Regions from separate parts of the Homo sapiens genome. Here region 2 is linked to region 1. Evidence: read pairs that join two places in POLR2A ChIA-PET (ENCODE). Cell type or tissue: HepG2. All regions are shown on one strand. Each heading gives the region's core, and the rest is flanking DNA. Links, peaks and the distances in the headings are about the cores only. Region 1 overlaps TLX1 (T cell leukemia homeobox 1). Region 2 overlaps SFXN3 (sideroflexin 3).

Region 1 (11,964 bases), core at 2,722-10,721:
ATCAATCCGCGCCGGCTGCGGCGGGGTTTCGCGGGTCCCACTGGAAGGGGAATCAATTAGGAGCAGATGGGTGTGTGTGAGAAAGAGAATTTTCCTTCTCCCATAGCCACAACTCTAGTTACTACGCAATGGGCTTTTTGTTTTGTTTTGTTTTTTCACATTTACGCTCACGGACGTGAAGCGTCCCCAACACTCTCGAGCAGCCTCCCTCTCCGCGCGCACTGACGCTTTCTCCGGCTGCACCCTCTGGCACGCTGCACCCTCTGGCACGCTGCACCCTCCCGCACATCTGGCCCTTGCCCGCCGGAGTTTCTCCCCTAGCTCAGGCCCCATGGGGTAGCGCGGGAGAGTCTGGGCGAAGTCGGCGGCGCCGAGACGGGCGGGCCTTGGGGCAGGAGGAAGGAATTGGAGTTTCCTCTTTTTCTGAACGAAGGCGAGGAATCTGCCTGGGATTCCGCCTACGGGGCCACAAAGGAAGCCATGGCCCCACGATTCTACCACAACATTTCTGACGCTGGGAAAGGAGTGGGGGATGCGGCCTCAGACCTTGGAACGCTAAAGAGGGAGCCAGGGCTAGCTCGGGGGTTGGGGGGACTCCGGTTTCCAAGGCCTACTGAGGGCTGCTGGCCTAGGGGAGGAGAGGCAGCCTGGCAGGCCTCCCAGAGAGAGGGGCACAGAGAAAGAAAGAGGCAGGCAAAGAGAGAAACTGAAACACAACCAGTTTCAGAGGTGGAGAGGGATAGGGACCCCGCTCAAGGAAAAAAAAGGAGAAAAACAGGCAGCCTGCAGAAGTCTTATTTATGTATAATAAAGAAAAAGCAATGGATGACTGAAACCACCATTTTCTTTTCAAACAAATTCCTTTAATTCAGAGAGAACCAAGTGGGTGGGGAGGAGAGAAAACGAGAGATAAGACACAAAGCCTAAAAGAGAAATATTCAGGCCGTTTGAAATGCAGGGGATAAGGGAAAGACGAAAGACGGAAAGATACACAGAGTCAAGAAAAGGCGGCCCAGAGCAGGTCAGCAGCCGCTGCTGGAAGAGGCCCTTGCAGGCTTCGCATGGCTTCATCGATCGCCTACAAATTGCTTCTGAAGGCCCCAGGGACTCCCATTAGGTCTGTCCACCTTAGAGACAGACGTTTGATCTCAGTTGACAGGGTGGAGGGGCGGCAGTAAATGGAATAAGTGAGTCATCGCCTCCCTGAACTGCCTCAGAGGAAGCCAGTGGGTCCAGCAGGAGCCCCGGTAGGGCACAGGGCTCCACACAGAAGGCCCAAGTCCTAGAAGACATTCGCAGAGAGAGGGAGGAAAGAGACGTCCCGCAGAGCAGATCGTACCCGCTGGTCCTTGCCTCTCTGCCCTGGACTTGTGGGTAGGGTGAGGGCCCTCTGGCTTGGAATGGCACCTGGTCTCCCTCAGGGCCGGGGAGGGGGAGGCGAGATGCCATCCTACCCCGGCTGCCCCTTGTGAGGCCTCCGGGGTGTGGGCGCTGCGCGTGGATGCGAGTCCCAGCTGTTTGGGCCTCGCAGACTTTCCCATCGCTCCTCCTCTGGGATACCTTGGCTCCATCCGCTTTGGGGTTTCCAGTCTTTGTTGGAGTCAGGACTCTCAAAAGAAGGGAACGCGTTATAGGGGCCCAAACTGGATTTGGGGACTGCAAAGGCGAGCAGCGCTCGTTCAGTTTATCTCCTGGGAACGCACCAGGAGTTGGGCACACGCGGGAGCTGGGTCGGTGCTCCTGGCAGGTAACGGCTTGTTCCCGGTGCAGACGGCAGACTGCGGAGGAACGGGAGGCCGAGAGGCAGCAAGCGAACCGCATCCTCCTGCAGTTGCAGCAGGAGGCCTTCCAGAAGAGCCTGGCACAGCCGCTGCCCGCTGACCCTCTGTGCGTGCACAACTCGTCGCTCTTCGCCCTGCAGAATCTGCAGCCGTGGTCTGACGACTCGACCAAAATCACTAGCGTCACGTCGGTGGCGTCGGCCTGCGAGTGAGCCTGCCCATTCTGCCCTGTGGGACCCCAGGCCCACTCAGGGGTCACTGAGGCCTGAGACCCAGGACTCCTCCCCACCCTCCTGGCCTCAGACTGCACCCAGGAGGGGAACACTGCCCTCGCACGGCCCCGAAGGGCCCCCACATTTGTGCCGACACTGTTCTCCCTTCGGTGGAAGAGCTCAAGGGACAAGGACACGCGCCCCCCTCCCAGAGGCGTCCCGCACCTGTCTGAACTGTTAAGAAATCTGTTTTTGTTTATTTCATTTTATTTTAATTTTTAACGTGGGATTCAGAGAAAGGCAAGGGAGGTAAGGGAGGAGGAGCTTCTGGGGTCCCCAGGGCTGTCATCTGAATTTGCCCTGGGAAACCCCTTCTCTGTGACCCACTTCTCATCACACACATGGAAACCCATAGGCCCACACACAGGTGGTGTCACTGTCCCTCCTGGTGTCACCCCAGAGCCACACATGGGCATCTATGGGAGAGTGTCAACCAGACAGAGGGTCACAGTGTTTACACTTTGGACCTTACGATCAGGCACAGGTCAGGGGTGACACAGACTCATCCTGAACAGCATGGCACTCCCTCCAGCACAAACACAAGGTCATGGCCACACTGTGACACACTACACCACACACAACAGCCAACAGCTACAACAGCCTCACTTGGTCTGCCAGGCCCCCACCACACATCCCAGCCCAATCCAGGTACGCACAGACAGGTTTTCACATAAATGCAGCCCATTTCTCCAGAACCCATTTGAGGGGTGGGGGGGTGTTAATTTATGCACTTATAAGGTGTTTTCTGTGTAACCATTTTATAAAGTGCTTGTGTAATTTATGTGAAAAAAATAAATAAAAGCCTCCGGATCCGGAGTCAGGGCTGCCTGCTCCTTGCGGACCCTAGCGTCCTTCAGCTACTTGGGTTTGGTGTGTGAGCTGATGCTTCAGGGGCAGCCCTTGGTACCTGAACTTGAGAGACATGTTGCGGGGCAGGACCCTAAGGCTCTGGAGAGAGGAAAGGAAGAGGACAGATGGAGAGAAGGCAGAGTTGAGGAGAGCAGGGAGAGCCAGGCTCTCCTGGGATTACCAGTGCCTGAGAGGATGTGGATTTCTTTGGATGTGAGAGTCGTGTGTGTGTGTGTGTGTGTGTGTGTGTGTGTGGTGTGTTTGTGATAATGTGAGCAATCAGCAATGCGAGCAAATAGTGAATATTTATAATGGTATTTAAGTGTATAATTGTGTTTGCAATTCTTGCGTGTAAATGCTTGTTTCTGCTTAAGTTGCAAATCGAAACTATCATTGTATGCACGGGCTTGTAGTGGTGTGTGTGTAACCGTATGTGAATGTGACTGTTTCTTTTTGGGTAATTGTGTAATCAACCATTGTTTGTGATTATGTATGAATCGTGTTGATGTTTGGGAGAATATGTATTAGTTTCTCTTTGTAAATCTATTTTTCTGTGAAATGTGTGACTGCTTCTGAAGTGGATCATCTTGAATTTTATGGGTGTAATTGTGTGTGAGATGTAATTATGTGTGAGCTGTGCATTTTCCCTGTATTTACTTGTGTGTGACAGAATGTAATTGGGGGAGTAAAGGTAGTGGGGAGTGTGGATCACTGTGGGAGACCATCACTGCAAGTGGGTGGGTATGGTTCTGTATGAGTGTGTGTAATTGTGTGCTGATGGTGTATGTGTTGGTGGGAGTCTGTTGTGCGATACGCAGATACATTGTGGCGGGACCAACATCTGCTGAAGTTCTGGGGCTCTAGACGCTTACCCAGCAAGCTGCAGAGACTGGGGCACATTGAATCAGAAATTAAGGCCAGAATCCTCTCTGGTGCTGTAAGTGGGACCTACCAGTTCCCAGCACTAGCCTGGCCTAGGAGAGATCTAAAGAATTGACTTTCTGGGAACCTCCAGGAGCCCTCCAGACCACCCTTGCCAGACCTGCAGCCACAGTACACATGCACACAGGCATAACAGCCAGTCCCCAGCCTATTCGAATTATCCTAGACAAGACTGACTTGGGTCTGCTTTTCTGGAAGAAGCTGTGTGGTGGAGGGTCTACAGAACTCATCACCCTAGGGGTGAGTTGAAATGGAGGGGTAAGAGGCTTTTTCTCTGGGATGGGAGAGTGAGAGAACTTTTCAGCTGAAAGTGGAAGTTCGTGGTGTGGGGGTCACTGGAAGCTCTGCAGAAGTGTTTGCGGGATACTGAGGGTGGGGAGCCACCCTAACTGTCAGAACCACTGTCCCCCAACCCTGCCCCTGCCCGGCAGCCATGAGGGCTGTGACACAGGTCGTGAGCACAGCAACTTCCCACCCCAGCAAGCCCATGGGGAAGTTCGGCTGAGTGGAGGGTGGGCTTGGTCATCCACCCCCTCATCTGGGGTCCCCTGGGATATCCGCATAAGAGGGGGCTTCTGTCACTCACTTTGTGTAGACATGAAGAAAAGAGAAAAAGAGGGGAGGGTTCAGGGTCCGAAGACAGCAGCCAGCCTTTCCGCCCCATCCCCGCAGGCCCGCGGAGTGCTCAGGTTGGGCCCTGACGAGCTGTGTGGAGCGTAGTGAGCAGGTTCTGGCGGCAGCGCCGGGTCTGCTGCAGGTCTCCCGCATTCACCGGCTGTGGCACCCAGCGCCAGGCCGCGCAAAATCCAGAAATAGCCTCCAGCACCTCAGAAGTCGTCTCCCTCTACCTGGGCAGGTCTGCTGTCCCCTCTGCTCCCGCAGGACTGGAGCCACCGAGCTCGCGCCTTCTTCTCGGGGTGCGATTTCTCTCCTCTTTTGGACTCAAGATCAATGCTTCCCGGCCGGCGCAGATCACACAGCAGGACCCCAGGGGAGACTGTGGCCTTCTTCCCGCCTCCCAATTCCCCAAGACCGCCTCTAGAGGCTGCTGTGTCCGGAGAACTCCGAGCATTTTCTGGACACAGATTGCCTAACAGAGGAACAGGGGTTAGGTGGGGAGCGGCTGGCCGGCCCAAACACAGCAGCCCCAAGCTGGCTCCCAAGCCTGGGCTCTCCACCCCCGCTCCCATCCTCTCTTGAGCACAGTTAGGCCCAACACCCCTGTCCCCCAAAACACCTCCTACCCTCCCTCCCCCCCAGCCCCCATCTTCAGGAACATCACAGGGCTCACACTCACTAACCGCGGAGAGCACATGCAGGCCGGAGCCCTCAGCCCGGCAGCTCTCGGACCCTGCCCAGCTCGACGCGGACTCATGCAGAAGAGGACATTCCGCAGGTAGGTACAATCCCAGCGCTGGGGCCTGGGGCGTCCGGGGGGCGGCCTTTGAGCTTCCCGGATACCGCTCGCCTGCTCCCGGAGCTGTTCGGCCGCCGGCTGCCCGGGTCGTGCACTTTCAGTAGGGCCCCGCTGACTCTCCTGCCCTTGGGCTAGGCCTCCCGGGGATGCCAGACTCCTGGGGACGCTGGGACCCGCGGCGCGGCGGGACACGCAGGACTCCCGCCTCTCCGCCCGGAATTCGTTGAGACGGAATCTCAGCGGATCCCGCGTCCGCCGAGCGCCGCGGCCAGGGAGAAAGGCCGGTGTGGCGGCTGGACCCGCAAACTCCGTCCCAAGTGGGGCGGAGGCTGGAGGGGAGGGGGGCTGCGAGGGTCACAGTCAAGGCCAACTACTCACAACAGAAAGCTCGAAACTCTCCCTCTACCTCCCCTGCCGGAAATGACCCGTCTCTGTTCAAAAATAGAAAAAGAACGATCGGAATAATTGTTCGCAGAGGTGCCGGGAGAGAAGGGGAATTAACAAACCTGCCTGCGCGGAGAGGTCTGCTTCCTTCTTTGGCTTCAGAACCGACGGCAATCACCAAATTCCTGCGGCCAGCGAGCCCTGCCCCTCAGATCTGGCCCTCTGGTTGAGTGGGTGGCGGCCTGAGGGGCCCCAGGAACCCAGGCAGGGATGGGGTCCTAGAGGCCCTGTGCAGTGCGGTGGGTGGCACACAGAGAATCTGGCTCAACCTGTTAACTATAATAGCGGCTTTGTGTGGCCGCATCTGTGCTTGGGGGCTGTGTGGCACCTCCTGAGCACTGACTGCCCTGTCGTGGCTCCACTACCAGGCAGTTGTGGGGTTTGCCCTGGGCACAGGACTCAGATGGGTGCCCTGCTTGTGGGGCGAGTGACTCGCAGGTGGGCAAGGTAGGCTTCAGGTGCTTGAGACAACTAAGTAAGGACCTCTAGCCAGCTGAAGCAGCTGGGACTCAGCAGCCAGGCTGCAGGGCAACCGGGAGGCTGCGGCCTTGGGGCTGCCCTGAGGGCCCTTCAGCTCAGGTGCCAGAGGAGACCTCCTCCCTCATGCTTTACTCCTTCTGCTGCCCTCATGCCCACTTTCACACTTATGTGTCACTCCCACACAGCCCCCCAGTCCTGCTCCCTACCAGGGCCCCCAGACCCTCCAGATCAGCTCAGAGTTTGAAGTTCCACAGCCAGGCTGTTGCCAAGCAACTGGCAGGAGCTGCCACCACGTTCCCTGCGTGGCTCAAAAGGGCCCATCCAATGCCTTCTGCCCCCATTCAGCTCTGGCCTGGTTGGCCCAGGGAGGCCCCTCCCACCCCGGAACCCTCACCTGGATGTCTTATCCTGGAGAATCTGATAGGAACAGGCTGAGCAGAGGCTGGAGTCAGGTCAGGTTTTCCAAGGAGCTCAGAGCAGACTCCAAAGACTGTGCATGATAGGGGTGAGGGGTGGCAGGTTGGGGTGTGAGGAAGGGCTGGGTGAGTTCCAGGGAGTGATGGGGTACCTACATTTTGTTGAGGGGTGGGTACAATTCACATGCCCCCACTCACAGCCTGCATTGCTGGGTACAACCTCACATACCTCCTTCAACTATGCAACAATCAGGGTGTGCAGTGTTACACGAGGGGAGCTACAGGTGTGCTGTGCCAGGCACACACAGAGCCTGCACTGCTGGTGCAAGCTCACACCTGACCAGGCCACCTCCTGTAAGTGGTTACCCCTGGACACCCCTCCTCTCCTTCCCTCCTCCCCCAGCCCCTACAGAGGAGGATCTAACTCCATTCCCAGCTGGCCTGGGGGTGGGGGTTGTCTTAGGAGCTGGCTTCAGGTTCCAGCCCTGCAGCTCGGGTGGTAAGGGAACCCCATGTGCCTAAGGCTGAGCTTGGGGATAGCAGCGGCCACCTTAGATACTGGCTGAGGACCCTAGCAAGGCCCAGAAGGTCCAGCGGCCGCCACTGCCTGCCCAAAGCCTGGGGAAATCTGGCCTCCTTGTGTGCGAGAAGATTGTGAGGGGTGCGGGGGGCCCCCTGCCACTGTGTGCCTCCTTGGGGAAAGGCTTTGGTGGGAGCTGCTCCTGCCCCTCCTGTTTTATGCCCTACGGACCCAGAACCCACATTTCTTTGGTTGCTGCGAGAAGAGCCAAAAGACCCAAAAGCTGGAGGCCGCGGCCGTGATTCAGCAGCCACCCAGAAGTGGGAGCTGGACCTGGGACTTGGTCACAGAAACCCAGAACGAGTGAGTTCTGGGCGCCCTCTAGGGGCCGCGCGTAGCAAGGCACTTCGAGCCGAGGCTCTGGGAGCTTGTATTCTCCGTGGCACCCTCGGAAATGCAGGGGTGGCTGTTACTGACTAGGTTGGAAAATACGAATGATAATCACACTAGCGAGCAATGTTATGGAGCATATGCTGGTGCCAGGCACTGCACTATGCTTTAAGAGTACTAATTCATGCCTAGCAACTACCTTATGAGGTAGTGGTATTTTTATCCCTGCTTTATACATAACGAAAATTGAAGTTTAAAGAGACTAAGCAGGGGCCAGGCGCGGTGGCTCACGCCTGTAATCTCAGCAGTTTGGGAGGCAGAGGCGGGCGGATCACTTGAGGTCAGGAGTTCGTGATCAGCCTGGCCAACATGGTGAAACCCCGTTTCTACTAAAAATACAAAAATTAGCCGGAAGTGGCGGCGGGCGCCTGTAATCCCAGGTACTCCAGAGGCTGAGGCAGGAGAATCGCCTGAACCAGGGAGGCGGAGGTTGAGCAGCTTGCCTGAGAGCCCGCGGCTGGTAAACAGTGAGGCCAGCATTCCAACCATGAGGTCTAACTCTAGAGCCACGGTCTTTGAGAGGGATGGCCGAGTCCTGGAGTATCATGGAATTAGTGAGAATTGGAGATGAGACCCTACCAGACTCCTGTCAGATTTGGCTTTATGGAGGGAGCTCTTAGTCTAGAGGGGGGCTGGGTGTTTGTCCTCTAGAGCTCTGGGAAAATCGCCTTCAGTCCCATCCAGTCTACTGGAACCTTCCTCCCCGTGAGGCGCCTGGCTTCCAGGCCCCACTCTGCCAGGCCTCTGTGGCCGCCCCCTCTTCCCCCGCACTGACTGCAAGCGCACACTCTACGTCTTCCCAGCAGGGCTTGAAGCCTTGTGGGATTGGAAGGGGGTTCCGTGCACTTTCACCTCTTCCCCTCCCTTCTCTGGGTCAAGAAAATGGAAGGACTCAAACTGACAGAAAGTTAAAAATAGAAGCCAATGAATCACACTTTATTAGTCAAAGGAACAGAGAACCAGAAAGGAAAATCCTTCCTCTCCTTGTCCATCTGCTCTGTGGATTGGAGGATCGGGGAGTGAGCTGAGGTGGGTAGGAGGGTGAGACTTGAAGGTCAGGGAGTTACCAGAGGTTTTCTTGGTGACCTCTTAGTAAGATTCAATCAAACTATAAAAAGAAAGAGTATGGCAGGCCAGGCGTGGTGGCTCACACTTAGAGTCCCAGCACTTTGGGAGGCCAAGGTGGGAGGATCGCTTGAGCCCAGGAGTTCGAGAACAGCCTGGGCAACATGATGAGACCCCCCCAGCTATATATTTAGGCCGGGCATGGTGGCACACGGCTGTAGTCCTAGCTACTCCGAAGGCTGAGGTGGGAGGATTGCCTGAGCCTGGGAGGTCAAGGCTGCAATGAACTGTGATAATGACAGTACACTCCAGCCTGGGTGACAGAGTGAGACCTTGTCAGAAAGAAAGAAGAACGAAAGAAAAGAAAGAAAGAAGAAAGAAAGAAAGAAAGAAAGAAAGAAAGAAAGAAAGAAAGAAAGAAAAAAGAAAGAAAGAAAGAACCGAGCGGGTGAGCTTGGCCTTGCCTCCTTCCCTCACCTTCTACACGATACGGGAGGTGGGGGTAGGGGAACATCCCTGGAAGGCTCTTTTGTATACTATATAAGGTGTATTCATTTATATACAAATAGCCCCTGCCAGTGTCTTAAACTTTTGTGTGTGCAAAAATCATCCAAGGATCTTGTTAAAATGTGGATTCTCATTCATTAGATCTTGATGGGGCCTGATGAGATGAATCTTGATGAGATTGCACATTTAGAATAATCTTTTGGTAATGTTGACACTGCTTCAGGCATCAAGGTCTTAAACTACTTCCCCACATCTAAGATCTAATCCTAGGGTTTTAAAGTTGCCTGCCAAACATGACTTGTAATCTTGTTTTATTTGCTTAAGAGCATTTTTCCATTTTATTTAAAGAAATGAAAAATAGGGACACAAATAATATCCCCTTCTGATAGGCTGTTTTGGCTTTTCTTTTTCCCAGAGCATTGATAAGACATTTTAGAATGCACTGTCCACATGCCACAGGCCTCACCAATCCCAGTGTTTTATGTCCTGCTATTTTCCGTGTTCCTGGCACTGCTCCTCTGATGCCAGATCCCCTCTCCTTCTGCACCTGCCCTCTTCCAAAAACCCTCTTTCAGCCCCAAGCAGCTGTTGAAGTGTCTTTGAAGATCAGCCTAAATGTTAAGCCTGGCTTCTCTGCTGTCCAGCCTTGAGTAAGTTCATTAAGTTTTAGGATCTTGCAATTTCCTTGCCCATATTACAGGACCAACCTGTAATTAACCTGGATTAAGGGGATTAAGGAGATAACTCAGGTAAAAGCACTTGGCTCTTCACAGATGCTCCAGGAATGGCATAGAGCAGCCCAAGGTGTTGTGGCCTGGGTTTTCCACACTCAGGACTTCCTGGGGCCCTCAGGGTGAGTCCTACAAATCTCAGGGGCTCTACCCTCCACACCTCATTCCCAGACCCTCAATTTCTGGAGGGAAGTTGAGGGGCAGCTTTCCCTTACCTTTGGCCTAGGGAATCTCAGGATCACATGCAATCACCTTGTTCCCAGGTGGCCACACCTGATTGCACAGACTGGGGAGGCCTGTCCAACAGGTTCATAGGAAAATGCATAGGGGTTTCATGGTCCCTCACCATTCACTTGCTGTCAGAGAAAATCGGCCCCCGCACATTGGCACACCTGTTCGCAAGCCCAGCCATGAAAGCTCACAGACACACAGTTGTATTCTTGTACCCATTTTGGGAATCAGAGGCTTCACATCTGCAGGCTTTGACTTCTCTCCCTTTCCCATCTCAGGCCAGAAATTGGGTGCAGCGCAGCGGTGGTATGGTTATTGTGATTATTGCCCTGGGGCGAATTCTGCAGAGGAGTGGGCAAAAGAATATGGAGGAACCAATTTATTAACCCCATAGAAGCCCCAAGGTTTCCAGTGCCTGTGGGACTCCATTCAGCCTGGACTCTGCAAGACTGGCTTCTCTCCCTCCATGTAAAGTCGAGCAGGGGGATGGGATTGTCTGGGTGGGAGATGGGCTGAAGAAACAGATCTTTGGAAGGCCTGGAGTCTTTGCTTGCACTAAATGAGCAGAACCTTCAGTTCCAGGGAGGTGCCCCTAGCCATCCCTGAGCCTTCCGCCCTGGGGTGGGTTGTACTGTCCCCTCCACACAGCAGCCTGATGTCCTGGCTTGTCTTGGGGTGTCACCTCCAGAAGAAGCCAAGCACAAACGTTCACAGAGATCCACTGAGCTCCTGAGCTGCCAAGGGACACCTGCATGGAGGTGCCAGGCCATGCGCTGGAGACAGCCCGTAAGTGAGAAAAACTCGCTTCCCTCCAGCCTCACTGTGCCCAGGCCGCTCTGTGCCCTGCGGCAAGCTGGTGGGGGGCGGGGGGAGGGCTTGTTAGTAAATGACCCAGAAGCGCCCCACCCCACACCCCACCACAAGGACTTGTCCGGGCCGGGCCGGGCTAGATGCCGAGATGTAATTCACCAGATTTGTGAAAAGACGAGAAATCTGCTCTCATTTTGAAGCGCAGCCCCGCCGGCATCCAGGAGGCCGAATATAAACCTCTTCCGGAGGGCAGGGACATCTTGCACCGTCGCCCTCCAAATCTGGCCCTCTAGGGTGTGGAAGGGCGCGGCAGGGGTGCAGGGAAAAACACACAGCCCGTAGCCATCTGTTTGGCTCTGACGAGTCCCCAGACTCGAGCCTCCAGTCAGCTCGGACTCCAGACCAGGGCTCCGCGAGGGGTGGTGCGACTCTAACCCCACGGTCGCCACAGCAGCTGGAGAATTCGGCCAAACCTGACTCTTTCTCCAGGGGCGAGGGCTCCGCCAGACCGCGTGGACAAGGAACCGGCCCCGCCGCGCTTTCCTGGACTGCGGAGGCGGCCTGAGTGGTGGTGTCCCCGTCCCTGGCAGAGAGGGGCTGTCTCTTGATTCCTGAGCTTCAGGGCCACATGTCTCAGGCGGGTTGAGCCTCGATGATGTCTGCCGTGGGGTTCGCTTGTGGACGATCCCTTCCTGGGACCCCAGACCCGGGCCACGGCCTCCAGGACGCCTGGGTCTTGCACCCCTTGCTTTTCCCGACGGGCTCCCGGAGTCTCATTTCTAGAATGAGGTGGGAGACCTCGTGACTACGCGGAGGCCGCCCCAGGGCTCCGAGGGCACCGCACAGGGCACCAGGCCCTTCCCAGCTCAACCCGGGCCCGTCGCGGTAGTGAATTGGCGCCTGACGATTGCGCGGCAGAGGCTGGCGAGCAGCGCTGGGCTGAAGCCGACCCGGCACCGCGCGGCGCCCGGATCCGGAGCTGCCAGCAGCAGAAGGGCAGGCGCTAGGAAAAGCGTGAAAAGGGCTGGGTCCTTTGGGTCAGGATTTGC
Region 2 (11,964 bases), core at 1,931-9,930, 98 kb before region 1:
GAGGGAGGAGCTTTGAGGGGGGTCACCCTTCACAGTTCCTGACTTTAACTCCACTACTAATGTTCTCCTTCTTGGCCCTGCTCTCCCCACAGCCATCCCACCACTGATCATGGACACTCTGGAGAAGAAAGACTTCCTGAAGGTAGGCGACTGTACCTCTCTTGTCCTGGAATGGGCGATGGCTGGGAGAAGTGACCAGGCCCCAACTCTCTCTCCAGCCTCGCCTGATTCTCTAAGACTTGCCAGCCCTTCTCCTGACCCCTGCACCGCCTCCTCCACCTTCGTTCATTCAGCAAGAATGAACTGGGCTGGGGTGAAGGAACTCTGCAGGGGCAGGAGGAGAGGACAAAGGAAGGAAACCAACTTCATCAGTGTTACTCCAGTGGCTTCTGACACACAGAAGGGGACTGTCATAGTCATGCTTGATCTCATGCTCATTCTTTTACCCCCTAGTGCCTCCATACTGAGAGGTACACACGGGTGAACACGCACACACAGACATGAACAGGACACGAAAGCAAAGCACAGGAACAAGCTCTGGCTCATTCACAGAATCATTTATTCACAAATGTATTGAGTGCCATGCACCAGGCATGTTTTAGGGCTGAGGAGATGGCACTGAACACAATGGTTATGGCCCCTGTCCTCATGAAGTTTATAGTCTGATGCAGAAACCAATAAACAAGGAGGCACCCAATAAATACATTCTTAGAAAGTGTAATATGTGCTTTGTAGGAAAGCAATGGGGGTAGTGTAATTGAGATTCATGGGGGAGAGCTGTTTAGATAGGATGATCAGAGAAGGGGTCTTTAATGCCGCAAAGGATGAGGAGAGAGCCAAATAACGCAGAGAAGAGTGTTTGGGGTACAGAAAACAGTCAGTGCAAGGGCACTGCAGTAGGAGGGGCTTGCACATTTGAGGAACAGGTTGGTGGTCCCTGTGGCCAGAGCAAATTGAGAAGAGTGCCGAGGAAGAGATGTGCTTGGAAAGGGTCAGATTCATGCCACTGGGATGGGAAGAGGTAAGTGGAGGTTCACAGGAGGTTTCCTGAAGAAATCAGCTCCTGGAGGAAGTGAGGGAAGAAAAAAAAGGGCCAGGGAGTGCCATGGCAACCAATTCTGAGAGGTGAGAGGTCATGGGATGCCGGGGAGGGTGATCAGCAGACAGGCCTGGCTGGAGTGGAAGGGCGTGATCTGGAGGTCCCAGCCCTGTCATTGCCTTGGGAGAAAGAAAACGGCCACAGGTCTAAGGGCTCCAAGGCAAGGCTGATGGGATAGAGCTATGGTGGGTGAAATGGGGTGACAGTGAGGCAGGGGACACAAGCCGTTCCATTGTCTTTCTGTCTCTCCACAGCGCCGCCCCTGGCTGGGGGCACCCCTGCAGGTGGGACTGGTGGGCTTCTGGTAAGTGTGCAAGGAGTTAGCTGGGGTGTGTGGGAGTGCCTTGTCCATGGTGGATGTGGGTGGGTATGGATTGTCTTTAAGATGTTTATAGACATCATCCATTCATACATTCAGTGGGTGTGTGTTTGGAACAACTATAGGGTCTACTTTGTGTGTTACGGGGTGGTCCCTGTCCTTGAAGGTCAAGATCCTAGTGAGGGGGTTCCAGTCTTCATCTATAAGAGGAAACCATGGAAATGTACCTTTTGGTGCCATCCAGGAGATTCATGCCCATTTAATTCCTGATTCTGCCACTTACTGGTTGTGGGGCTCTCTTTCCTCAGAACCTGATGTCCAGGTTGGGTTTACTATTCCTAAAAGGTCCTTTCAGCTTTTATCAATCTCCACCCCTAGGGCCTATCTCCAAGGATGGGGTGGGGTGCAGGGAGGGAACACCCTAAGGCCAAAGCTTTACAAACCTTTCCAACACTTGTCTCCCCCAGCCTGGTATTTGCAACCCCCCTGTGCTGTGCCCTATTCCCCCAGAAGAGGTAAGTGCTGTCCCTGGGCTGGGTGGGGGACTCTGGATTGGACTCTGCATCTCTGGACCAGCTGACCTAGGGTCTTCCAGGGTGTTCAGGAGGAGGCCTGGCAGGCACTCCACTGATTCTGGGAGTGGGGGAATGACAGTGAGCCAGTCCTTCTGGCAGTAGAAGGAGAGGATTTTTCAGCCTGGGAGGAGGTGGGATGGCAATCCCTGGGCCTGAGTGGGGTTGGATTCAGGGGACGTTAACTGGCCTGTGCTGTTCTATTGCAGCTCCATACACATAAGCAACCTGGAACCAGAGCTGAGAGCTCAGATCCATGAGCAAAACCCCAGCGTTGAAGTGGTCTACTACAACAAGGGGCTTTGAGGAGGGTCAGCCTCTGTCCCCTCCCTCACTTCCTTGGGCTGCTGCTTTAGTGGAGTCATGTCACCCCTACCACTTGGCTATCTGCCTAGCACTGGGCAGGGGCCTTGGTGGGCAGATGGCAATTGAGGGTAGCAACCTATTAGGGTGGGGGAGGGACCTCCATAAGGCTTTTCCTCCCTTCTCTGGTTTCAAAGATCAGAGCACATAACCCCTCCTGTGCTTGAGTGTCCATGCATATACATACATGATACACATGTGTATGTGTACATTGGGTCCTGAAAGCTAGAAGCAGGCATGCTAGCCTAGTATGTTCTGACATCTGGCTTCCCTTCTCAGCCTCATGTCCACCTGCCTGCCAGCCAGGCTACAGGTGTGACTTCCTTCTCTAAACTGTTACACCAGCCAAGTTATTTTTGATGGCACCTCATCCCTTCTAGAAATAGGAGGAGCCCCAGGATCTCAGGACAGAGACTTATAGACACTAGTAGGACAAAGCGGGCTGAATCCTTCAGGTTTCTGATACCTAGCTCCCCAAGCTGACTGGGCTGGCAGAGGAGAACATGTTGAGACAAGGGAGGCAGGGGACTTATGCATCCCTCAGTGCCATCCCTTGTATCCTGGAATAGCTCCATTTCCCCTCCTCCTCTCTACCAGACAAAGGAGTGCCTGTGTCCTGTACTGCCCTCGCTGTCTCCCCCACCACCCTACTTGACAGCGTGGGCATCTTCAGGCACAGCCTTGGGAGTTCCTGGTGTGCTCTGACATCATGACCTCAAATCTAAATCCTCCAATCCCAACTCCCTTTCCCAAACAAAAAGCCACAGAGGCAGAGCAAGCATTCCCCTTTAAGAGCTTCCACTGCACCCCCTCCCAAGGGACACAGCGGTAGGAATGGTGCTTAAACTCCACAGGTATCAGAGAGGGTGTAACTAGGACATCCTCAAGGGCAGCTAGGCCCCGAATGTACAATGTTAAGACAGGGAATTTTGTGTTCCATTGACTTTTTTTTTTTTTTTTAATGGAGTTTCACTATTTTGCCCAGGCTGGAGTGCGATGGTGCGATCTTGGCTCACTGCAACCTCTGCCTCCTGGGTTCAAGTGATTCTCTTGCCTCAGTCTCCCGAGTAGTGGAAATTACAGGTGTGTGCTACCACATCTTGCTAGTTTTGTATTTTTAGCAGAGATGGGGGTTTCACCATGTTGGCCAGGCTAGTCTCGAACTCCTGACCTCAGGTGATCCACCTGCCTTGGCCTCCCAAAGCACTGGGATTACAAGCATGAGCCACTGTGCCCAGCCTGTTCCACTGACATTTCTTAGACATTCAGCAAAACCCCCACCTTAACCTCTTTTCTTTCTTGAGGGTTGGTCCTGTCCCCACCTCCACCCTCCCACCCCCTGGAAGAGGAAGGGCCCGGGCATCAGTGGCTAGTCCAAATAAAATATGGGCTTGGGGATGGAATGGGTGGTGGTAAGTTCACAGAGTGTAGTTAGATCCCAACTCCCATGACCTCTGGCTTCAGTGGTGGGTGGGGCAGGGCAGATGAAAGGGCTTCAGTGGGAACCTCTGAGAGCATTTTCCTGTTCCCCCTATCAACCGCCCCCAGTGATAACATCTGTGAAGCCAGCCATTACTCAATAAACTGCAAACTTGTCTACTTCTTGGTCTTCACTTGATTCCACGTCCTGAGGGCCCAGAAAGAGTCCCCTGCTTGCAGCCTTCCGTCTCTCCCTGGACTCTCCCCAAGTCCAGGTCTTGTCTCATTCCTCCCCCTGTGTAGGGAGCCTCATGCCCCAGCAGAGGGAGCTCTGAGATTAGAAAATCAGTCCTCCCTCTGGCACCCCCAAGTATGTACTAAGACAGAGGGCGAATGTAGATGCTTTCACCTTTTTTTTTTTCCTTTTCTTTTCTTTCTTTCTGTTTTTTTTTTTTTTTTTTTTTTTTGCGACAGGGTTTCACTCTATCACCCAGGCTGGAGTGCAGTGGCACCATCATGGATCACAGCTCACTGCAGCCTCAACCTCACCAGTTCAATTGATCCGCCTGCCTCAGCCTACCAAGTAGCTGAGACTACAGGCACGTGCCACCACACCCAGCTAATCTTCTGTATTTTTTTATAGAGATGGTTTTTGCCAAGTTGCCCAGGCTGGTCTCCAATTCCTGGGCTCAAGCCATCCACCTGCCTTGGCCTCCCAAAGTGCTGGGATTACAGGCGTGAGCCACCGTGCCCGGCCTAGATAACCAGTTTTAATTTCATCCTGTCCTGTCAATCACCAAGCCCACTGGAATCCTTAGTCAACTCTTAAAGCTCTTTCTGCAGTTACACTTTTGGCCTTTGGCAATCCCCTTGAAAAGAGGCCTTGTATTGCCAAAAACTGCAATCACTTTTGCACCAACCTAATACTTTTACTGGAAAATCTATGTAACATAACCCCATGTGGGGAGTGAGGTACAGAAATCTCTGCAAAACAAAACCCTTAAGAACATTTTATAACAGAATTATCTGTGCTCCACAGGTATCACTAAACCATGTCAGAGAAAAGATTGGCCAGGGCACTAGTGGGCTTCTCTGTCATCTTTCCTTCCTAATTCCACACCAGTTTCTCAAACACGTCAAAAGAGTTAGCTATAGGGCACATCACAGGCTCTCTAGGGACAAACCTTAGCCAATCATACCTTCCAAACTGCCTCCTTATACTTGGAAATTTCCTCAGAAGTCAGCATTTGGGCTGACGCAGCACGTTTTTCACTAGAAAGTGCTCTGCCCCATTCTTGGGTGGGCCTCCTGTCTTCCTCCCAGACCTCAGACTTTAGGAACTTTCTCTGGAAGCCTGAATTGGTGTCTTTGACCTTCCCTCCCATCTTCTTCCCCTTGCCTGGCCTCATTTGCTCCAGAGCCCCCATCCTGCCTATTATGAAGACCCGAAAGACCACAACCTTCCCTCTCTCCCTGCCCATGTTTTAAGTTTAGCCTGGCCATAGGGAGGTGGTCAAGTAGGGATATTCTGCTCCTTTCCAGGATCACCGGAACCAATGACACCTGCTTCCTAAGGACAGGTAATCAGGACCAGCTTCAACTCTGGCACTGTGGGGCTATGCCAGACTCTGGCCTAGTCCTGCTGGGTCTGATGCCCTACAGGTCAGAGCCAAGCCCCATTTCCTCCCAGTGAAGCCTGTCCATTTCAAGCCCCGCCCCCGGGCCCTCGCGGTCAAAAGTAAGCCACCACCTTCTGGGAACAGTCAGAAGCAGAGTCCCGCCCCTGCTGTGGTCCCTGTCAGTCAAAGCTAGGCTCGGCTCCGCCTCCTTCCCGTTTCCCGAGCAACGGCTTTAGTACCTCAGGCCCCGATTCTCGCTCACCTTCCGGGTCGGAGCCTGGAAGCTACGTCTCAGATCCGCCTTCCCGCTGACCTCGATCCTGCGCCGTTAAATCCACCAAGTCCCCCTCCCTCCTTTCCAATATCGAAACCCACGAATTCCCTAGCGCCAGCCCTTTGACTTCCTGCCCAAAAATCCGCGAGGTTTTCGAGGAATCACGCGAGGACTCTCCTCCTGGATCCCAAGCCCAGGTTTTTTTTTCAGCTGCCTCTGAGGCTGTTGGCTCTTTCTTCGGCGCCGTCCTCCTCCTTTCCCTCTCTCCACCCTTGCGCCTAACAGTCCAGGAAACGTTTGCTGAACTCTTAATTGTGGCTCTGTGGCCGGCGCTGGGTAGAAATGGGCGGTTGGGTGAACAGAGAAGCTACCCTCTCACCTGCAGGGACACCGCGCGTGCCCGAAAGGCATGAAGGACAACCTTTTGCTAGGAATTGTGGAGGAATCTTGATTCAGCTGTATTATCCCCAAAAGGGGAGTTTCCTAAGATGCTCCCTTCTCTCTTCTTTTATTATACACATCTTTTCCCTCATTGGGTCTCTCCTAGGCTCCAGTGTCAGCTCAGGCTGCCAGACAAAGGCAGCCTCCGCTCCAGGCCACAGCCTCCCATAGCTTCCTCCTTCCTGTCTTCTCAGACCAGCAATGTTTGCAACTAAATAACGACCTGGAGAAGGCAGGAGGAACCTTGCATAGCTTGGACTACACACACAATCCCACATCCAACACATCCAGTAGGAAAATAACCCCATGCCTTTAATAAAGAAACGAGAAGCTCCTTCAGGCTGAAGTGCTTGCTTATGGGGCAAGAGTTTGCTATGTTAACCTATAAATTAACCAGCTATGTTATTTTCCTTCCGACCTCTCCTCCTCTATCACCAGCAAGTCCTCATCAATTGACAATTTTTATTTCCCAAAAGGAACACTTTGGTTTGGGTTTTGAGATTATTTTGTTGAAACCAACAGAAAATAATTGTGGCTAGCTTCAGTAAATAGGGGGAGATATTGGAAGGATTCTGCTATAGTTTTCATACCCAGAGATGGAGGTGAACAATAGGACTGGAAAGGACAAAGCCAACTTTGGGGGTGTCAGCAGCTGGAGTTTATGGGCATGGCAATCCCCTTGAAAAGAGGCCTTGTATTGCCAAAAACTGCAATCACTTTTGCACCAACCTAACACTTTTACTGGAAAATCTATGTAACATAACCCCATCTGGGAAGTGAGGTACAGAAATCTCTGCGAAACAAAACCCTTAAGAACATTGTATAACAGAATTATCCCTGCTTACTCCAAGTTTCAAAAACTGGAGCAGCTTAGATCAGTTGTGTACCCCTAGGAGGTGGCCAGGGGTCAGGGTCAACAGGCAAGGACATTGGACATTCAGGTTTACCTCTGACGTTGAGGCTGTAACCAAAGAAGGGCAATTGCTGTGAACTGGGAATCACCCTGATTGGTATTTACTACAACATGTACTACTGGCCCTATACAGATGTTTCTTTCCAGTTTAAATGAAAGCCCCACTGAGGGCAGGCACCATATCTTCACTTTAAAATTGTAGTAAAAAACACATAACATGAAATGTACCATCTTAGCCATTTTTAAGTGTACAATAATGTTAACTATATTCACATTGTTGGCTGGGCATGGTGGCTCACACCTGTCATCCTAGCATTTTGGGAGGCCAAGGCAGGAGGAGCCCTTAAGCCCAGGAGTTTGAGACCAGCCTGGGCAATATAGGGAGACACTGTCTCAAAAAAAAATTTACATATATATATATATATATATATATATATATATATATATATATATACACACACACATATATATATTTTCACATTGTTGTGAAACAGGCTCCAGAACTTTCTCTTGCAATTCTGAAACTATATACCCATTAAACACCAATTCATATATTTACTTTTAAATGCCCACAGCATCTACAATAGTGCCTGATCCACAGTAGGTACTCAATACTTATTTGCTCAATAAATAAATGAGGAATCCAAATGTGCCCTAATTCCCACCCATATATTGATCTCAGGTAAGGTCACAAACACAGTGGTTCTCAATCTGTTTTATACCTCAACAAACGTAAAAATGTGACACCTTCAAAACAAATGATGGCTCACAGCTTTAGTGATTTTCAGCCTGGAGGATGGGGAAGGATGTCCTCCCAGGGAGTCATATCAGAATCTTGGGGGTAGCATGCCTTGAAAAATCCCCTGAGGAAGTGACGCTTGCCCCCTAGTTATTATAGTCAGCAAGATGAAGGAAGAACTCAGCTCCTCCCTCCCTCTTCTCTTGTCTCTTCAGGAGTTTCCAATGCAGAGAATGGGGTGTTGGAGAGAGTGTCTCATGTGTAATCAGAGCCACTCTCTCCAAGTCTGTTGTTTATCTGTTTCCCTGCACAAGCCAATGCCTAGTTCCTTTGGCAGTTCCCTGTGGGGCTGACCTACCCTTCACATCTGCAGCTTCTTGGGGCTGGCACCAAGCTGCTATCGCTTAAGGCAGGCTGGAAGGGAGACAACTTCACCGTACTGTTGTCCAGTTCCTAGAGAGTGGTCCCACAGCTGTGTTGCTTGGCCTTAGTGATATAGGATTTCATTTTCATGACCTTCTTTCCAAGGCACCAAGGCACAGTGGGGTGGGATGGTGATGCTGGTCAGTGACGGTATCAGGTAAAACATCACCCTGCACTCTACCTGGCAGCATTACTTTCTAAATTCTCAAGTCTTCTGAGTCTGGTTCATCCTGCTGGATTTGTTCATCACTGCTAATGATCTTTTCTTTCTCTCTCTCTCTTTTTTTTTTTTTTTTTTTTGAGATGGAGTCTCACTCTTGTTGCCCAGGCTGGAGTGCAATGGCGCGATCTTGGCTCACCACAACCTCTGCCTCCCAGGTTCAAGCGATTCTCCTGCCTCCGCTTCCCGAGTAGCTGGGATTACAGGCACATGCCACCACGTCCGGCTAATTTTTATTTTTAGTAGAGAAGGGGTTTCTCTGTGTTGGTCAGGCTGGTCTCAAACTCCCAACCTCAGGTGATCCGCCTGCCTTGGCCTCCCAAAGTGCTGGGATTACAGGCGTGAGCCACCATGCCCGGCTGTTAGCTATTTCTTTTGACTTAAGGTGCTGTGAAAAAAATTACTGAAAAACTAAGGGTTCTATGGATGTAGAAAGTTTGAGAACTTCTGTCCTAAATAAATGAAGGAAGAAATGAAGGAATACAGGCCAAGCATTGTGGCTCACACTTGTAATCCCAACACTTTCAGAGGCCAAGGTGGGAGGATGGTTTGAACCCAGGAGTTCAAGACCAGCCTGGGGGACATATCAAGACCCCATCTCTAAAAAAAAAAAAATTTTTTTTAACTAGCTGGGTGTGCTGGCATGTGCCTGTAATCGTAGTTACTCAGGAGGCCAAGGCAGGAGAATCACTTGAACCCAGGAGTTCGAGGTTACAGTGAGCTATGATTATGTCATTGCACTCCAGCCTGGACAAGAGAGTGGAGCCTGTCAAAAGAAAGAAAAAGGAAAGAAATAGAGAAAGAAAAAGAAAGAGAAAGAAAGGAGAGAAAGGGAGAGAAAGAGAAAGAAAAGAAAACAAAGGAATATCACTGGGCTGCATTTGGGTGTCAGACCTGCCCTCTGTAAACCCACCAGGTACTGTGCCTTTGCAGGAAATTTTCCCTTGTTGGTGGGAAGTTCTAACCTTATTTCAGCAGTTCAAGGTTGTTTACAATGTGATCAGAGGGTGTTAGGGAACCCATCGGGACTGGGCATGGTGGTCCAGGCAGGGAAGGCAGAGCTTCACTGGCCAGGCCAGGCCAAGCCATCTCAGAAGGTCAGAGACAGAGGAGGGAATGGAGGCTGAGGACCGAGGGGCCCCTCTTTGTGTCTATGCTCTGTATCTCCCGCCGAGCGGCACCAGGTAGGCGGAGTCTCTTTCCCCAACTCGATCCCCGAGGACCTGCTCCAAGCTGTGACTACTGGAAGCTACTGTGGGTCTGCTGGAAGGGAAGGATGTGCTATCTCTCTCCGCCACTGGAGACCTCGGGGCCTTCAAGCGCCTCATCCAGGAGAAGGAGGGGAGTGGGCACCGCTGGGGCTCCACGCAGGTCCACACCCCTCCCTCTTTCCTGCCGGCATCCTCAGGTGACTGGCAGGCGCCGTCCCGGCTCAAAGACCGCAGAGCCCGCGGGTCCCCAGCTCATACATTAAATATGTGGAGGCGTTGGGACTGCGTGCCACAAACATGAAGACAAATTTTTAATCCCGAGCAAGAACATGCTGGGAGATGGGGGGCGCAGGAGAAAAATGAATTAGGTTTTTATTATGTGTTTTATTATGCTGTAATTGAACAGGATTAGGTGAGAATACAATATATTTCTGATGCAGCTGGAGGCGGGAGAGGGCGGGAGAGAAGCTGACAGCAAACGGGAGACAGCCAAACCCGCAGAGAAGCCCGGTCTCCGGGAGGCAGCGGGTCCCAGCGGAGGGCCATGGAGTGGCGCCAGCGCGGCTGGGTGGGACCACCTCTTCTTTCCCAGCAGTCTGGGCCAGGATGGGGGCGAGGGTGGTGGTGACTGCATTGAAAGGACGGGGTTAGGGACAGGTCCCACTAGCTTATGCTGGAGGAGGGGACGGGCTTGGGAGTTGGAGGGCTGGGGAGCTTGAAAACCCGCCTCAGAGGGGAAACTGAGTCACAGAGAAGGAACGGGAGCGGCAGTAAAAAGACAGGACGCTCTTGATCACTGGGGTCCGGAGGTCCCGAAATTCTCACTTGACCCTAACATCTCTCCCCTGCACACGTGAGGCACAGGCCTTGCAGGTCAGCAAACATTTCGGAGCACCCAATTTGTGTCTGGTCCTCGCTTATTGCAGGACGACCCGGGTTATCGGACACCCCCCCTTCCCACCCCAATCCCACCCAACTCCTGTCACCTTAGAAAAGATCCATATCTAGGCAGGCCTAACTCAGCATCCTACCCCAGCACTGCGCCTTCAGAAGGCCCCCTCAGGTAAAGGGCGCCCAGGTGAGCTCCCCCACTCCACACACCCAAAGCTGGACTGTCGGGGCGGACGAACCTACCTCTCACCCCTGGAACCGCCTCCCTCCCCCGGCTTCCCTCTCCGTCCGCCCCAGCCCGGGCAGCTTCATTAAGGGCCTCCGCCAGCTCTGCAGCTCACCTGCTGCAGCGCCCCTCGCGCTCCGCAAGGTACCGGCTCCTGGCGGTGATGAAGAGGCCCATTAACCACTTCTACCTTTAGGGCGGACTGGGCCGCACTCCCCGCCTCCCAACCAGGACATTAGAAACCGTCAACCAAGATTAATAGTTGCCCGGCTCCGGGGCAGGGAGATGAGCCCAGATACTGCGGCGGCGGCGCTCGCTTCGCGCGAGCCAACCCGGCACGGGCTGGGCGCACCACCTGCCGCTGCTGTCGCTCCACTCCGCCTTCCTTTCTTCTCCTCCTACCACTCGCCCGCGCACCTGAGGCTCTCAGGTGAGTCCAGCAATGGGATTGCGAGCGTCAGTGTTCTCTGCTGCGTCGCCGACCTGGGCGCGCTCGAAGGCAAGTCTTGGCACTTCGGGGAAGAAGGGCTCGCCCTCTCCAGGAGACTCCTCCAGCTTTCCTGCTGCCTCGATTTAAGGACTTCCAACCTTAAATGATGGCCGACCATCGCTTTTTTGGACAGGCTTCCTTGGCCCCCGCCCTCCCTCAATTCAGTTCTCTTATTCTCTCTCCGTGCGCCCCGTCATACTTTTCAGCATACCTACCGTATTTGTGCTTTTGCCTTTATTTGTGCGGCAATTATTGGGCGATTATATCATTGATGTCTGGCTCCCTCACTGGACTGTGGGTTCCAGGGGGAAGACGCCGCAGTTTTGCTCACCAGGGGCTCCGATGTGCATTCAGTAATTGTGTGTTGAATGAATGAGTGGGCAACAGGCTTGTCCCCGGTTTGTTTATTGGAATATCTGCTTCCTGTGCAAGCCTCCTGGCTGCTTAAACTTCCTCACAGCACCTGCACTCTTTCTCCTGACTCCTATTATAATTGTAACACTGATTTCCATGATGTCAGTTCAGCGTCTTCTCCCCCTTGGGACCATGAGCTCCTGAGGCAGGTGGAGCAGAGCACACAGCCGCCTCCCCAGTGCCTGCCAGCAGGGAACTAGGCACTTGGACTGGAGCCTTGGGGCTCTTCTGGCCCCATTCTTTTGAGGACTCTGTGGTCTGGAGAGGCAGAGTGACTTGCAGGAGGTCACATAGCCAGTTAGAAGCAAAGCCAGGATGAAAACTTTCCTCT

What was found. ChIA-PET counts read pairs that join two places held together with the same protein. Peaks named below come from ENCODE experiments on the same cell type or tissue, not always from the same donor. Only the 100,000 strongest peaks of a DNase experiment are listed, where the experiment ranks them.
Region 2: POLR2A ChIA-PET joins it to region 1 with 15 read pairs; 16 of 35 experiments call an interaction of 5 or more read pairs at or near these places.

The regions. Positions count from the first base shown.
Region 1 is chr10:101,134,921-101,146,884 of GRCh38, forward strand. TLX1 (T cell leukemia homeobox 1) reads left to right here. Exons shown (of 3, transcript NM_005521.4): 3 at 1,771-2,869. The coding sequence ends at 1,993. It also overlaps a transcript of TLX1NB not described here. Among named protein-coding and RNA genes, the nearest start is that of TLX1, 9.6 kb to the left of the region's middle. RefSeq lists an enhancer at 7,562-8,366. In HepG2, for the core only: CTCF peaks have their summits at 4,880 and 7,495 (motif pointing left); a DNase peak (open chromatin) is centred at 7,491; H3K4me3 peaks cover 412 bases; H3K27me3 peaks cover 5,136 bases.
Region 2 is chr10:101,037,290-101,049,253 of GRCh38, forward strand. It overlaps SFXN3 (sideroflexin 3), which reads left to right. Exons shown (of 12, transcript NM_030971.6): 9 at 93-142; 10 at 1,354-1,403; 11 at 1,886-1,933; 12 at 2,200-3,952. The coding sequence ends at 2,296. Among named protein-coding and RNA genes, the nearest start is that of SFXN3, 12 kb to the left of the region's middle. In HepG2, for the core only: a CTCF peak has its summit at 4,101 (motif pointing right); DNase peaks (open chromatin) are centred at 4,092, 5,742 and 7,052; H3K4me3 peaks cover 2,542 bases.